Linked DNA regions of Homo sapiens: region 2 is linked to region 1. Evidence: chromatin contacts called from ENCODE Hi-C or POLR2A ChIA-PET data. All regions are on one chromosome and are shown on one strand. The core of a region is the stretch at or near the end of the contact, and the rest is flanking DNA. Distances in the headings are between cores, read along the strand shown. Region 1 has its middle 140 kb from the start of NAMPT-AS1. Region 2 has its middle 140 kb from the start of CTB-30L5.1.

Region 1 (7,826 bases), core at 3,530-6,029:
TCCTTAGTGCTGCGCTAGGTGCTGTGGATATCGTGTTCACATGTCTGTGAACAAAACAGACATGCTCCCTGCCCTCACAGGAAAGACAGACAATAAACAAATAGAAATAAATATTTACTTACACATTGTCATAAGTGCTAAGAAGAAAATGACTCTGAGAGGAAATAACAGATGGCACTGACTGTAGAGACTATGATTCGGAGAGGCCTCCTAGTTACCTACTCTGTGGAATATTTTCTGACCAGCCCACACACCCACCCCAACTGAATCAATACTATTCTCTGTGCTCCAAAGTTATAGCTTCTAGTTTTGACTTGACACCTCTCTTTTGTAGTTGTTTATATATCTAAGCTGTGCACACAGACTATTAATTCTCACAATGCAAGGAGGATAAAGAGAAAAGCGTGTGGAATTTGGAATCAGAAAAATCTTAAAATGAATGCCAGTGTTCCACTTAAACTCTGGGATATTTGGCAGATATTTCAATCTGAGTTACCTGGAAGTAGAGCCTGAGGTGTTAAGGCTTGTAGGCAAGTAGTTTATTTGGGAAGAGATCCCAAGGAGTAGGAGTGAGGGATGGGAAGTGGAACAGGGAAGGGGGAGGAGGCAATGCAAGGATGTGCCGTGGAGTTGGCCACCGCTATAGACAGAGGGGCCACTGGCCTTGGAAGGAGCCATGTGAAATGGGCCTCAGATAACAGAGGGAAACATTTATATATTGGCCCATCCTCCACTGATTAGAAGAGCCCACATGGGCACGACTCCTATCCATTTCTAAGTTGTACAAGATATGAGTGTCCAGTGGATGCAACAAGTGCCTACATGAAGTATCAGGGGCACCTCAGGGCAAGAAGCAGGAGTATGGACCAGGTCCACACACTGTCCAGCTGCCCCCGTGTGAAGGTCGGCAATCCTGTGTGGAACAAGTTGATGAGGACATGACTGGAGTAAGAGGTGAGATGAGAGTGTTCAAAATTGAAGTGTCTAAAACCCACATCTACAAAACAGAGACAATAACAGTATCTGCCTCATAGGCATTTGAGAGTTAAGTGAGATGCTTTATGTGGAAGTGTTCTATAAACTGCAAATTCTAATTGTTATTGCTGTTAAAGTGACCTTCGGCTTATGTAACTAGAAAAGTGCCTAACACACTATTAAACAAAAAAGAAATGTGAGTTATGGGAGTTACTAAGTAAGAAGAGTGAAGGAGCAAATACAGAGGTATCCCAAGCTCTTTACTCGAGGTTCCTACCAATGTAAGATTTACCTAATACATTTCACATGTTCCTACTCTGTTCCATATTCAGATAGATTCAAATGAGGTAAATAGTGGTAGAAGAGATATTTTTAAAGTAGCTTACTTGAAGAATTTATTGAGGCCATCCCTTTGAAAGGAGAGAGCTAGGGGAAGATTTATTTGCCTATGCAATGTAACCCCATTCATGGACTTAACTGCCTTTGGCTTTTTCCATTGTTTGACAAAATATTTGAACAGAAGTTGGGTGGGAAATCTTTAGAAATCAGAAAATGGGGTTCTCTTGCCTTAAAAGCATGTAAACTGTGATGAAAATAGAGCAAGGCAAATCACATTCTGTCATAAAGAATCAAACAGGCATAGCGTACCACAGAATCAACAGCCACCCTGATCATAGATTAACTGGATAGAGGTCAGGCAGCACCAACCTAGGAAGCTTTCATTTCATTACAACTTACTTCACTTCAGTAAGCCCTTACAGATCCTGTGATAGGCAGAACCAGGCATGTGCTAGGCCATGGGGCTACAGGGATGGTGAGGGTGAAAGACAAGGAGATTAACAGTGAGAACACAGTGGCATCAAGAGAGGTGCACAAGAGTGTTCACAGAGTGTAGAGAATGGGTGCAAATGAAAGGTGCCTGAGTCCGCTTGCAGGGAAAGAGAAAGAGGGTCAATGCAGTTTTCAAAACAACAACAAACAACAACAACAACAGATGCATCACCAAAAGTCTGGTGGATAAGCAGGCATTAGTTGGATGGAGTGGAGGGGCGGGGGTATTTCAGGCTAGAGAGAACAGCCTGGGCATTTGTCTAGAGGTGGGAGGAGGCCTGATACTTTGGAGGAATTGCAAGAAGGTCAGTGTTAGGGAGCAAGGGGAGTGAAGGGGGCAGGGATATGGTGGGAGAGGGGGTTGCAGCTGCGAGACCTGATGGGGCAGGACGGTAAAGAGCCGTCCATTTGGATGCATGCATTTGAACTTGCCTATGGGAAAAGGCAAGCCACAGAAGGATGTTAAGCAGTGGAGTGATGAGATGATATTAATGTTCTCTGTCTAGAAGATACCTCTGGCCATGGGATGTGAGAGAGTGGAAGACCGAGTGGGGCTGGATACATGCAGAAGCTGGAGCTCAGCTTGGAAATGATCATAGTGTTGAGTCCGGGAAGATGGATAAGGGCCTGTGGCAATGCAGTAGGAATAAACAGGTGGTGATGGACTTCCAGCAGGGACCCAACATGCTGGTGACCATTCATTTGGATGTGGAAGATGAAGGAGGAGATGGTCAAAGCAATAGCAGGTTTCTGCCTCAGGTGACCAGGTGGAAGGTTGTGCCATTTGCTGAAGAGAAAAAAAGGCTGGTGGAGAAAGTGGAGCCAAATTGGAAGAATAGAAACATGGTTGCTGGAGATAGCTGCTTGCAATGTTTTGTTTTTCTCTATTTATTTTGGGACATGGGATCCTTTTGTAATATTTTTACACATGAAAAGGGGTATAGTCCTCAAAGGCTGTTAGGACTGTCACATATGATTATGCAAGTCTTGCCGTGCAAAAGGGCTTCTGGCCCGGGAGAGAGCGAGGCTGACCTGCAGCCTGTGCGAGGCTCCTTGGGAGTGTACGGACAGGGTTGCATCTGCCTGGGAAAGGGGTACCCATGAGGATGCTTCCCATCACCTCTCTGGACCCACTTCCCACCCTCCTCTGTGCCCTGGCTGGCTGGCCTGTGTGGATGACATGGCCCACCCCCCTCCCTCCAGCACCTGGCTGAGTTCCACCGTTGGGGGTGCTGGCAGGAGAGCAAAGGGAAGAGCGTTTCTCTTGGCTCCTCTCCTTACTGAGGGCCATTGATTGTCTCTCTCCCTTTCTGAAGGTCACAGCTTCCAAAGCTACAGTTCTTGCTTTGTCTCAGTACAGGGCTCTCTCTCTCCTTGTCTCTCAGGGCTCCCCACTGTTGCTAGCCCCAGGATACCATACCATTCCTTGCAGGTTTGCCTAAATCCCACCCACGTCTTTGTAAATGGTGCCTTCCCCTCACACTTTCCTTCATTATCCACTTTGACTGTGTCATCTGTTTCCCGCCAGGACCAGGACTGATATTGAATATTTTTCTAATTAACACAAGGCAACATCTTCATTCACTTCCCCATGCACCTGTGAAGCTGTGACTACCATCGGGACGCCTGTTTCTAGTTCTCAGGAAGGTGCTGTGTTAAGCGAAGGGCCCTCTGGGTTCTGAAACTCTGGGGGCCTTGATTCCTCTGCAAGTGGGAGCCAGATTGGCTTTTCAGTCTCACCCAAACTTTGAGCTAGAAGGGAAGAGGGAGGAGAGTGGGGAAGGGAAAGGTGTCAGAGTCAGCGGACCCTGAGGAGAGGCACTGTGGATTATCAGTGTGAGGTATTAACATCACCCCTCCAGCCTTCACTGGGAATTGGGAGTCGACACTTGGGAATGTTTGAGTGCAGGTAAGGCAGGTGTCCCTACTCCACCAGAATGATCTGCTCCCCTTCTTCAAGTTTCTCGGTTTCTTACCCAACCATCCCCTTCCCCTACCCTGGCTATATGTAGCTGTTTCTAATTTTCTTTAATTTAACAAGGACTCAGTAAAAGAGAATATTTTCGTTAAACTTTCAGGTTTAACAAGATATTGTGAAAGCCATTGATCTCCACTCTATCACGCTGGAGAAGTAGGGAAATACCTATTTGTAAAATGTGCGTGTCTGCCTGTTGACACCCAGTTGTTGGCTTATTTGTTCATTCATTTATTTATGCATCTATTATTTATTCATTCATCAAATAGCTGTCAAATGCTATCTAAGACTTGATTGTTGTATTTATCCTCAGCTGGACCCTTCTATCCCCTCCTAAAGGAAGAGGAAGGAGGCATGCAAGGCACACAGCAAGGTGGGCTGATGCCAAGCTAGAACAAGGAAAGTGCAGTTGGAGGACATGTGTGGTGGGACCTGTAGCTGACCTTTCCCCTCCCTGCAGCCAGACTTTGCCCTCCCTGCAGCCAGGCCTGGGCCACACGGGTAGGAATACCCTGGCAGTTCACATTCTCACTCAGTCTCACACTCACTTTGTACTCTGATGCTGACATGAAGTGGCTCTGCTGGCAGCCCACGTGTTTCCAGATACTTGACCCAGCTGCAGGTATGAAGGCCTTACCTCCTGGCAAATGTGAAACAAAAGTCGAAGGAGACAAAGAGCCTGTGAGCTTGTTCCCCACTCCTTTCCATACTCAGCTGATGACTCAATTCACCACCAAGGGTGAGCATGAGGGATCTGTCCGTTCATATTCATCTTCCACCCTTTCCAGGCTTTGGATGTGTGGAGCTGTGCTAATTTGGAGTTGCTGAGCTACAGGACAGTGTTAAGAGAGGCTCTGGCATCTCAGATTTATTGCTTGAATACTTGAAATCCTTATTACAGGAAGTTACACAGCTTGCTTCCAAGCAGCACATGTAAAATTGCAGTTTGACGTTCTGGGGAAATCCCAAGCGTCACGCTGTTTCACCAGAGTGATAAATTGACAAGGGGCCAGTGTTCTGATGAAATCTTGCTTCTGTTTGCCTGCCTTCCCCATGAGTTCTCTAGTTTCCTAAGAGCCAAGAGTGAGCAAATAGGCTCTTACTCATTTTAGAACATTAGTCTTCTAATTTGCATACTTTCTTTCTACATCTAGTTATTGGTACTTGAACGGAAGTGGAGGAGTCTGTCCTAACATATTCCTCTGCCCTCCCCATCCCATCATGATTGAGAAAGAGAGAGAGAGAGAGAGATTGGAACTTGGGTTAGGAACTACTTTCCAGAATCTTTTATTTTCTTCTTTTTACTTATCTACCTTCCTTCCCTTTTTCTTTTCATTCCATTTCTCTCTCCCTCTTTTATTCAGTAATTTATCCAATTACCCATTCATTACTTTGTACCTGGAACCTGAGCTTAAGATAGCTGTGTCCTCTTCCTCTCCCTGATTAGGATTTAGATGTAAGTCTGTGAATGCCAGGATGATGTGTGGCTCAACCTACCTGTGGGTCTGCATACCTGAGTGATGGAGTCTCCTAGGAAAGACTCTCTTCACAGGAGGGGGAAATAGAAGCACCTACTAGGTTCAGTTGCACTGGACCAGGACTAGAATGGAGACTGGGGTGGTCCTGGTGGGGTTTGAGGAACAGCACAGTGCCTGTCACTCTGATGTCTTCTGGCCCAGCGCCCAGGGCCAGAAGTCCTGGGAAGTCCTGCGCCTGGGTCCTGAGATGAGGGTATTGGAATAAAAAACAAGTGTAAACAAAAATAGTTCATCACAAAAGCATCCCTAGGTTACAGGAAGCAGGGGGCAAGAGCAGCACCAGCCAGCCCCAAAAGCCAGGCTGATGTCAGTGTCCTTGACCCTGTGCAGATGCAGCTGTGTCATGGGTGGTGGTGGTGGGCACCTCCACTGTGCTCCAGCATAGACGTGCTGCTCTCTAAGGCTGCCTTGGTTGTCAGCAGCAATGGAGACCCCAGTCCCGTAAGCAGAGGCAGGTGAGGAAGAAGGTAGCAGGTGCCACACATAGCAGTGGGCAGTCATGCTCAGTATCTGTAAGATAATCCCTGGAGAATCCCAGACTTTAGGGGATGAGTTTGATGTGAGGATGTGTGTGGTTGGAGCAGCTGCAGAATGGATTTGGGTAAATCCAGAGAATGCTGTTTTGTATCTCTCACTAAGATTCTGTTTCACTCTAGGCAGAGGAATTTGAGAGACACAGGCTTTTACACGTGCCTTAAATCCAACTTACTTCCAAAAAGCACTTGTAGAAGCTTTATAGAAAGCCTCAATATAAAAGAGATAATTTTTTTAAAAAGAAGATGAACCACAGTCAAGAAATAAAGACTGGAAGGAAGGAAGGAAGGAAGGAAAGATGAGTGGTGTTTTACTAGAAAGCCTAGTCAAACAAATGTTTTTGCGTGGTTTGGAACTGTTATCTCTTCTGGGCTTAATTCCTAAGAAGACAAACTCTATGCCTAATCAAGACCTGAAAAAAAAAATGAAATTCAGTTATTTAGATGGCGATTCTATTTTGTTTTCTAAATGTATTACTGTACCAGGAAAGTTCTATAATTCTTCATGGTTAGAGAGCTGCCGGAAGTCATCAGACTTTATTTGAATACATTGTTGGAAAATCCTGATTATTAGTTCTGTGTCCCCAAGGCCACAAATGACCCCAAAATGCAGCTGCCTACATGTCAAGCTGGGGATTACACCGATAGCTGAGGGAGCTGGAAGTGTCCTGTACTCATGATCAGCACCTGCACCTGTCCTTCTCATTTTACCCTCACAATGATGCAGGGAGATGGGAGGGCCCGTACCGTTATCTCCACTCCACAAGTGAAGAAACCACAAGTCAGAGAGTTGTCCAAGACCATACTTAGGTGCAGGGCTGGTGTCGGAATACAGGCTCCGATTCTCAAATCCCAACTGCATAGGCCCTTTCCTGAACATAGGTCTGGAATAGTAACTTACCTAACTTTCTTACAAGCACCAGGAAATTCTGATGCTCACCCAAATGTAGGACTCTTAACCCCAACACCATCTGTCCCCACTTCCACTGAAGACTCAATGGATCATGGGGGCAGTTTTCCCCATGCTGTTCTCGTGATAGTGAAGGAGTGCTCACGAGATCTGATGCTTTTAAAAGTGGCAGTTTTTCCTGTGCTTTCATTCTCTCTCCTGCCACCTTGTAAAGAAGGTGACTGCTTCCCTTTCCTCCATGATTGCAAGTTTCCTGAGGCCTCTCTAGCCGTGCAGAACTATGAGTCAATTAAACCTCTTTCCTTTATAAATTACCCAGTCTCAGGCATTTCTTTATAGCAGTACAAAAACGGGCTAATACATTGAGTAAATTGCCCAGGATGATACAGCAAGGAAACAGGTTAGATGAGGTTGATGAATATTGGGCATCTGATGGCTAAAGGTGATTGGAGGACAAGAAGAAGAAGAAGAGGACATGGTCTCTGAACAGGGAGCACACAGCCTGATGATGAATCGGGGCAAGTTTCACAGAACAGTAGTTCTTTCTGCTTCATCCCTTTAGTTGTTTTGTAAGTCCAAAGTAAAAGGGTTCCATCCGACTGTACTGAGAGAGGGACTGGCACTAGATGGATTCTATTGACAACTGCAGCCAGAATTCAGACATCCAGAGTGGACACAGCACATCACAGCCCATGCCTGTGTGAGAGAGCCACCCCCCCCAACACCTACCCATGCCCACATTCACACCCACCCACAGGCACAAATAAAGTGCTAACCTCCTCCAGTGGGGACAGTACTGGGAAAATGCCAGCTGACCTGTGGTCTCCTTTGGCTCCTTAGAAATTCAAAACTGCTGTAATTAAACATTTCCAAGAATTTGTAATACCCTCAGAGTATTAGAGAAAGCACTAGAAGTTTCCTGAGGTAACAAAGCAGAGAATAGTGAGGGGAAGAAGACAAAACAGAGCATTGTAGGCAAGACAGTAGCACCGATTTGAGGGAAGAAATTGGCTTATGCCTTTGCGAGACTACTGGGAAGAGGCCTACGAGGGAATAGAGAAGAA
Region 2 (7,826 bases), core at 3,638-6,137, 37 kb before region 1:
GGAGCCCATGTGTACTGTTAGGAAATAGTCAGTGGTAACCTAAAAGGAAGAAATGCAAAATTAATATAAGTAGAGAGTTTATTTGGGCCAGGCTCAAGGATTGCAGCCTGAAAGCACAGATTCAAATTGCCTTCAATGTAATCTCTGATTAGTAGCAGTTACAAGTGGATCATTGAAGGGAAAGAAGAAGCAGTTCCCGAGTTGTTTACCAAGAATTTATATTAAAATAACATAAGCAACTGATTAGCTTCACGCTGTTAAGGTATAGGGTGTGAGTTACAGTGTCTGGTGCAGCATTATGAGGTTAATTTAGAGCCACTTGTGGCAATAGTAAGCAGTTTCAAGAGATGAATACAGAGCTCAAAGGGCGCTGGGACAGCAGTAGGACACGATTGCTGTCTCATTTGAATGACTCTCTGGGCCTGATCATTTAAAAGGACTTGCATTCCTCAGATAAGAGTTCCTTCCTTTTCTCATTAGAAATAATGAAGATAGGAAATATAGTGGTCTATTATCGAGGGTTTGCATAACAGCCTAAGGAGTTTTAGGCTTTGTATGTCAGCTTGGGAATCCATGGGAGGTTATTGAGAGGGATATTAGAAAGGGGAAAGTTGAGTTTTAGGACTATTGGTCTAGCAATGGAGGGAGTTGAAGCTGGAGGCTGTCAGATCAAGTGGCTGCAGTAATCTAAGAATGAAGCAATAAAGAGAGTTGATCTACAGACATTTTGAGAGGAGAATCTGTTGGACATTGATGCAGTTAGATGCCACAGATTAAGAAGAAAAGAACATCAATGATGGCTCTGAGGTTTCAATTCGGGGTGACTAGGAGAATACTGATAACATGCATAGGTAACAATAGACTATCCAAGTGCCTCCAAGTGTTTTGCCAACAGTTGGAGATACGGGACGAGCTTTAATCAGGAATAGAAACCATGCTGTACTTGGGTCGATTTTAAAGGGAGGTAAGAACATTTAATCTGATTTAACCTTCCCAGAACTGCATGCACTGAAAGCAATCTTTTAGCTTCTAATATTTTTCTTTTCTGTTCCATAGGGTTGGGTGAAATGTCAACCTTCTGTTCTATTCTTGTGTTTTTGTTTGACATGCCAGGGAACATTTGGTGCCTGCAGAATCTAAAGTATTTGCAGGGGTTGGAAAACGATCACAAATTAGATTCAAATGGGGACAAATGGCTACTCAGCATGGAGAGGCACTCCTAAGTCACATGACTCCCCAGTTGCCTTTTCTGTCCTTGGTCTCAACTTGGCGGGTTGCCTGGGGTCAGGAGGGGTTTCCAGGCAGCCATTTTTATTTTCACCTCAATAGCACACTAGTCAATTTAAAAAAAAGAAAGAGGGGTTGGGAGGATTATGAGAGAGACCACACTTAAGGGAAATGGCACTGGGGAAAATGAGGAATTAGCAAAAAGGAGAGAATTGTGTGAATTGGGCATAATTTAATAAATAAAGTATTAAATTTTACTACAAAACCTTGAGAAATGAGTTTACTTCTCCATAACACAGGCTTCTTCTCTGGTTTCCTGTTCTGACCTCCTCTCAACCATGAATGCCTATACTGTGTTGGTGGCCCTGATGAAGAAATGTGCTTCTTCATTTAGACCCAGGATGGCTGACGGTTTTCTGATTGATTCGTAGCAAAACCTGGAAAGCTAGATTGAGCGATTTAAAGCCCAGGCCAAGTGCAGCAGGTGAGGATGTTGAAGTTGATGGGTGACATGTGCTGTGGGTATGGGAAGATGCAGCAGAGCCTCGACTGCCATGCTTTTGCCAATGTTGCTGTAAACAATTCTCTAAGCTGAGCACCCCTCTCCTTTCCAATTCTTCCAAATACCTTCATAACTCACATCTTGTTACCCCATCCCTTTCCTTCCTTCAGAAGCCTTCTTGATGATTCCAGGTGATGGGTTCATGGAGGAATACTGTGTGTTAAATAGATTCCCAACAGACTTCTCAATCTCCAAAACATCTGAATGCCCTGAGGAGTGAGATGTTATCCTCCTACCAGTGGGGTGGCACAATTTTGATCTGGCTGCTTGAGCTCTGACCATTTGTCTTCAGTGTTGAGGCAACAGTGGACAGTGGGAAAGGAGAGGTGGCCAACAACTGGGATGTTCAGTCTCCAGAAAGTAACCTAGCCATAAGACTGGCACCAGTGAGAGAGGGCCAGCAGTGCAAGTCCCATTGTCCCCAAGGACTCTGTGACCTCAACTCTTTCCATGCTAGAATTGATACCACAGTTGTTCAAGAAGGTAAGCTGATGGTGAGATCCACCAGGGTGCAGGCCGGCCTTTAGCCAGCAGCCATGATAAGGGGTCACAGTCCAGCTCTAGGGAGGAGGCAGGACCAGCACAGTTGGCTGGAAGGCTTAGCTTAGTTCTAGTTCCAGCAGGTAGAGGAATGAAACCCAAAATCTGAAAGTCAGGAGGCAGGAGGAAATGTTACAGCTCTCTGAGAATGGGGCTGCCCAGGGGTAGAATTGTGGGCAACAAAATTCATTCCAGCTTCCCCACCAGCTGATGAGAACTGAGCTCCTAATATAGTCCTGGGCCTGGTCAGAATTAGTCAAGTGCTACTGAAAGCTGAGCCTCCGAGTTAGAGTACTTTTTTTCTATGGAGCTGAGAAAGGCAGGCCAATAGCTAGGTCTCATCTCCTCTTCTGAGGTCACATAGCCTATCTGCTCAGGGCTAGAAATCTCACAAGTATGTTTTCTACACTAGTGATTCGCAACTGTCACTATACATTGAAATCACCTAAACAGCTCTAAAAGATAGGATGCCTGGGTCCCACTCTCAGAGTCAGATGAGGAATCTGTGCATTAGGATTTTTCAAAGCTCCCCAAGTAATTCTCATATGCAGCTAAGGTGGAGAACTGCTGTTCTACCACTTTTCAGGTCACCACCCAATTTTCACTTCATTTACATGGCTGAAAACAGAAGTTGTGTGACCTCCTCCCTCACCAGCACAATCCTTTCCCACAGCCCCCATCCTCCCTCTGAAAGAAGTGATTGGGTCATGTAATTATCTGGCGTCCTTCCCAAAGCTAAACCATGTGATCCTTGGTTCTCTCTCCTGGGTGTACACTGTTCTTTCCCTCTGTTTACTTGTGACAGCCCCACTTACCTTCATCCCTGCCTCCTGGGCCCAACTCTAGCATCTGCCATCTTTGTTGGCCCTGCAGCCATGCCTGCTGCATCAGCTTCTCTGTCTGGAAGTATCCAAGAGTGATCACTTTTGTTTCCGTATGATTTGTGTAACACTCACTCTCCACATGATCCTTCATAGATTAGTTGGTTTCCTTTACCTTTCCATCAATGTGGATCAAAATCAAACTAGGTATTCAGGACATGAGTTGACTCAAATAGCAGCTGGGTATACTCAATTACTTTTCAGTTTTCTTCTGGCTCTCACTTTCCTTGATACATTGCCAATAAAATAAATGATAACAATAACAATAATAATAAAATCTGGACTGGGATAAGCCAGTATTTTAAATTAGTTTTAAAAAGTCAGAAGCATACAATGTTTCAAAGACATTGCATTTCTTTCTTATGTGAAAGAGTCATTGAGACTTGTTGCTAACAAACTGTTACCAAGTAAATCCTATAAGAAATAGTTTTCTGTTCAGAAAGAAGTTTACCTGCCAATTACTTAAGATATATAACAAATTCTAAGTATTACTATTAGAAAGGAGGACACTAAATTAACACTATGTACGAACAATACGTTTGGATCTAGAAAACAAAATGATTGACTTTTTTAAAGAATTAATGACAGTTGTGTAGTCAGAATTACGGAAATGGAAACTTAGGAAAATCATTACAGAAAGATATGGAAATGGAAACTTAGGGAAATCTATTAGTACCTAGATGGTTTAAATATTCTTTTAAAGTTGTATTTATGCTTTTAATTTGCTTTGCACACAGCTGCTTCACAAAAGAGCAAAAATAAACTCTGACCACATCTTATGTTAACGATTTTATACTCTTAAGTATTGTACTAGGCGAATGTACCTATTAAAAGACATCTTCTTTAGACAGCCTTTCTGAGGGCCAGAGTAGATTGAACTAAGAGCAACAGGCATCTGCACTTGTCTGGCTTTCTAGTGCCCCTCCCCCATCCTCCTCTGGGACTCCCCACCTCCCTATTATCCAGCAACTGAAAGGTTAAAGGCCTGACCCAGCAGGTGACAGTCCAACCCAGTGCTGGTCTTCTTACCCTCCTTGCTGCACCGCACTTCTGACTTAGGGACACATTTCAGGATGGCTTATTTGATCTGTGTAGAATCCAAGAAGTGATCTGATTCAAAGATCACCCATCTCTCACAAAAGCAGCCCTCTCAGTTTCTCAAGAAGATCAATTATTACATACAGGTTTATGACTCAGCCACAGAAAAGCAGTCCCATCAATCTGCTTGTGTTCATTTTTCATTTTAGCTTAATGGGTGTTTGCTCAGTGTCCAGGTTTTATCTATATTTGCAAATTCACTTTATTATTTTAAGCAATATTTTAGAAGTTGAAATTAATCTTATAAAGTTGTATAGCTTTTAGGACATTTTCTTTTCCCATTAAAATACAAGAACCATATTCTAGTTTTCATTTTGTGGAGTCAAAAACATACACGTGTATGAAGTGTCTATGAGTCAAGCACTTCCTCGTTATTTTTTGAGTTTTTGGGAAATCACAAAACACCCTTTGAATAGCAGGTAAAAAGGGCATTATATAGTTAGAGGAAAGCACTCCTGTGCTGGCAGTCAGTAGTATGTCGATGTTTCTATTAAGTGAAAGAGTGTTGACTTCTGCTTCTTCAATCCTCCCTCTCCAAGCTATGGAAATTGAAATTTCTCATTAGGCCACGAGGTGGCAGATTAATTGCAGAAAAAAAAAATTCTAGTATGAAAGCAATACAGAAATTTCTTCAGCTAAAGGGAAATAAATATCCTTTCTCCAACTAATACCCCTGTGTGGTACACCTCTCTGACCAGAAGTTACACTTGCTAAGAGACCCAGTGGTTTAAGAGCATTTCTTACATGTTTTCCTGTTTCTTTGAAAGAAAGAAAAAAAATCTCTTTGACCACTTCCTAATGATCTTCCTGAACACGCAGCTTGCTTGAGTCCTGGTGGAAAAGGCCTTGTATGGAAGCCCCAGGGACAACTTCCACCACTGAGGAATTTTCAGTCTTCTGCATCTGTCAATCAACTGAACCATTTATAGCTGGTGTCTTCTTTTCTCGTGCCCATAAGCCCTGTCACTGTTGAGCTGGGCCCACCTTAAGACTGATGTCCTTTGCAATTTCTGGGACTACTGCAAGTGCTCCTAACTGTCCTCCCTGCCTCCAGCCTTCCAACCTGCAGCCACTCGAGTTGCCTTCCTACACGTCAGAGCCGACCATGCCATTCTCCTGCTTAAAAACCCATCTCACTGGCTATGGGACCAAATGAAACCTTCAATGCTTGACACACAAGCCTTTTCCAACGTGGCCGACAAACACACACTTGCACAAACACACCCACACACACATACTTATTAATTCAGTAACACAGACATTTAGCAGTTCACCAAACATGCCTGATTTTTCACAACTCTGCATACTCTGTTTCCTCTATCTAGAATGTTCTTCCCTGTCTGTATCTGGCAAACCCTAAATCCCGCACGATGCTTTGCCTAACCTCTCAGGTAGACCCGCAGTGTTGCTGCTGTGAAAGGAAAATAACTCTTGGGACCCCCAAATCACTACACTAAAGAAAAAAGTCAAGCTGGAAATTGCTTAAGGCAAAACTGCCTCCCATTCTATTCAGAGTCATCCCTCTGCTCACTGAAATAAATGCGTATCTGATTGCCTCCTTCTGAAAGGCTAATCAGAAACTCAATGCAAATGGTTATTGAGAAACCAATGGTTATTTGTCTCTCACCTACTTATGACCTGGAAGCACCACCCCCCCGCCCTCACCTTTCTGGACAGAACCAATGTACATCTTACATATATTGATTGATGTCTCATGTCTCCCTAAAATGTATGAAACCAAGCTGTGCCCTGACTACCTTGAGCATATATCGTCAGGACCTCCTGAGGCTGTGTTATGGGCATGCATCCTTAACTTTGGCAAAATAAACTTTCTAAATTGATGAAGACCTGTCTCACATATTTTGAGTTAATAATTTGGTGACCAACGTAAGTGACTCGGAATGGAGGTGGCTCTGGCCTTTGGAAAATCTTCTATGGCCACTTGGTACAAGCTTGAGCTATCTTTATGGCTCAAACTGTCACAGGCGTTTGAATCAGAGCAACTCCATTTTGAATATGGGCTGGGTGAGGTAAGGCTAAAACCTACCGGGCTGCATTCCCGGGATGTTAGACATTCTAAGTCACAGGATAAGATAGGAGGTCAACACAAGATACGGATCATAAAGACCTTGCTGATAAAACAGGATGTGGCAAAGAAGCTAGCCAAAACTCACCAAAACCAAGATGGCAATGAAAGTGACCTCTGGTCGTCCTCACTGCTTAGCATGCGTTAGCATGTTAAGAGACACTCCCACCAGCACCATGACAGTTTACAGATGCCATGGCAACATCAGGAAGTTACCCTATATGGTCTAAAAAGGAGACAAACCCTCAGTTGTGGGAATTACCTACCCCTTTCCTGGAAAACTCATGAATAATGTACCCCTTGTTTAGCATATAATCAAGAAGTAGCAATAAGCATCATCAGTACAGCAGCCCATGCTGCTGCTCTGCCTATGGAGTAGCCATTCATTCTTCCTTTACTTTCCTAATAAACTTGCTTTCACTTTACTCTATGGACTCGCTCCAAATTCTTTCTTGGGTGAGATCCAAACCCTTTCTTGGGGTCTAGATTGGGACCCCTTTCTGATAACATCTTCCTGGCAAACTTCAAAGGGGTGATACTGAGGAGACCCACCCCCCAACAACAAAGGAAACAGGTCGCAGCACCAATCAGCTGACTTTGGGTGAGTGGTGAGGTATCTGGGTAAAGGATGGGATTGGGTTAGAGGCCCAGCTTAGGGGAGTTAGAGTTTCTCCCAAGACAGAGTGGGGTTAAAGGCCCCTCTTAATAAGGGCAAGGACACCTGACCAAACTTGGGTTGGAAGCCCAACTTAGGAAGGTTAGAGTCCTTCCTAAGAGTTAAGGGGTTAGAAACCGCCCCCTCCCCGCAGTAAAATCCCTCTCTGCTAAGAATGGGTTCAGCACTACGGGGTGTTATACGCTATTCTCTTTGGATTAATCTGCCTTGCACTCTTTGCTGATGGCTGTGGGTGACAGGATTAAGCAGGTACAGGATCATGGGACATTGGGAGTCTTTTCCTCCCTGATGGAGGAAACTTGAGAGCCGATGGGACTGCTGGAAAAGATCCCTTTGTGACTGACAAGCAGCCGCCTGAACTTTTTGATTCAGTGCAATGGGTGGGTCTTTCTCTGGCCTCCCTGAGTGCCTTGCCTTCCCTACCCTGCCGCAGGCAGTGCTTTTCTCTCTCTTTCTCAACTTTCTCTTTGTTATCTTTTCTGTTACTCAGGGCAACCATCTTGCCCAGAGACCGCATGTTGAAACCCCTGGTAGAAGATCATTCCAACACACTTTGAATGGATCAAAGGTGACGAGTCCAACTGGGGAAAAATTTGAGTCTTGCCAGTTCAATATTGGGTCCTAAGTGGAGTGGCTAATGTCTGTGTTTTGTCACAGGTATTTTGCTCTGGCTGGAATAGAAAATGTTAATTCTGTTCCCCCAGGCAGCCGGTTGGGCAGCCACTTGCAAAATTGAGAGGATTTTGCCTATGGTTT

Evidence for each region. A loop is a pair of places that touch in the nucleus more often than their neighbours do. ChIA-PET counts read pairs that join two places held with the same protein, here RNA polymerase II (POLR2A). Pooled maps may share reads with other maps.
Region 2: a loop to region 1 is called in a map of mammary epithelial cell, with 5 times the contacts of the local background. The contact joins two enhancer-like sites. A Hi-C loop is called at or near these places in 5 of 168 maps with a recorded cell type or tissue (CD14-positive monocyte, Calu3, PC-9 and 2 more), 5 of 37 single-sample maps with no recorded cell type and 17 of 50 pooled maps. POLR2A ChIA-PET finds 5 or more read pairs at or near these places in 7 of 52 experiments (MCF 10A, OCI-LY7, PC-9 and 4 more).

What each region holds. Positions count from the first base shown.
Region 1 is chr7:106,422,089-106,429,914 of GRCh38, reverse strand. No RefSeq gene overlaps it. Among named protein-coding and RNA genes, the nearest start is that of NAMPT-AS1, 140 kb to the right of the region's middle. RefSeq lists enhancers at 4,478-4,577, 3,961-5,160. Within about 2 kb of position 4,779, at least 21 of the 41 ENCODE cell types and tissues checked have a DNase peak (open chromatin) inside an H3K27ac peak, as active enhancers do; they include PC-9, where a contact is called at or near this core.
Region 2 is chr7:106,459,637-106,467,462 of GRCh38, reverse strand. No RefSeq gene overlaps it. Among named protein-coding and RNA genes, the nearest start is that of CTB-30L5.1, 140 kb to the left of the region's middle. Within about 2 kb of position 4,887, at least 2 of the 41 ENCODE cell types and tissues checked have a DNase peak (open chromatin) inside an H3K27ac peak, as active enhancers do; they include PC-9, where a contact is called at or near this core.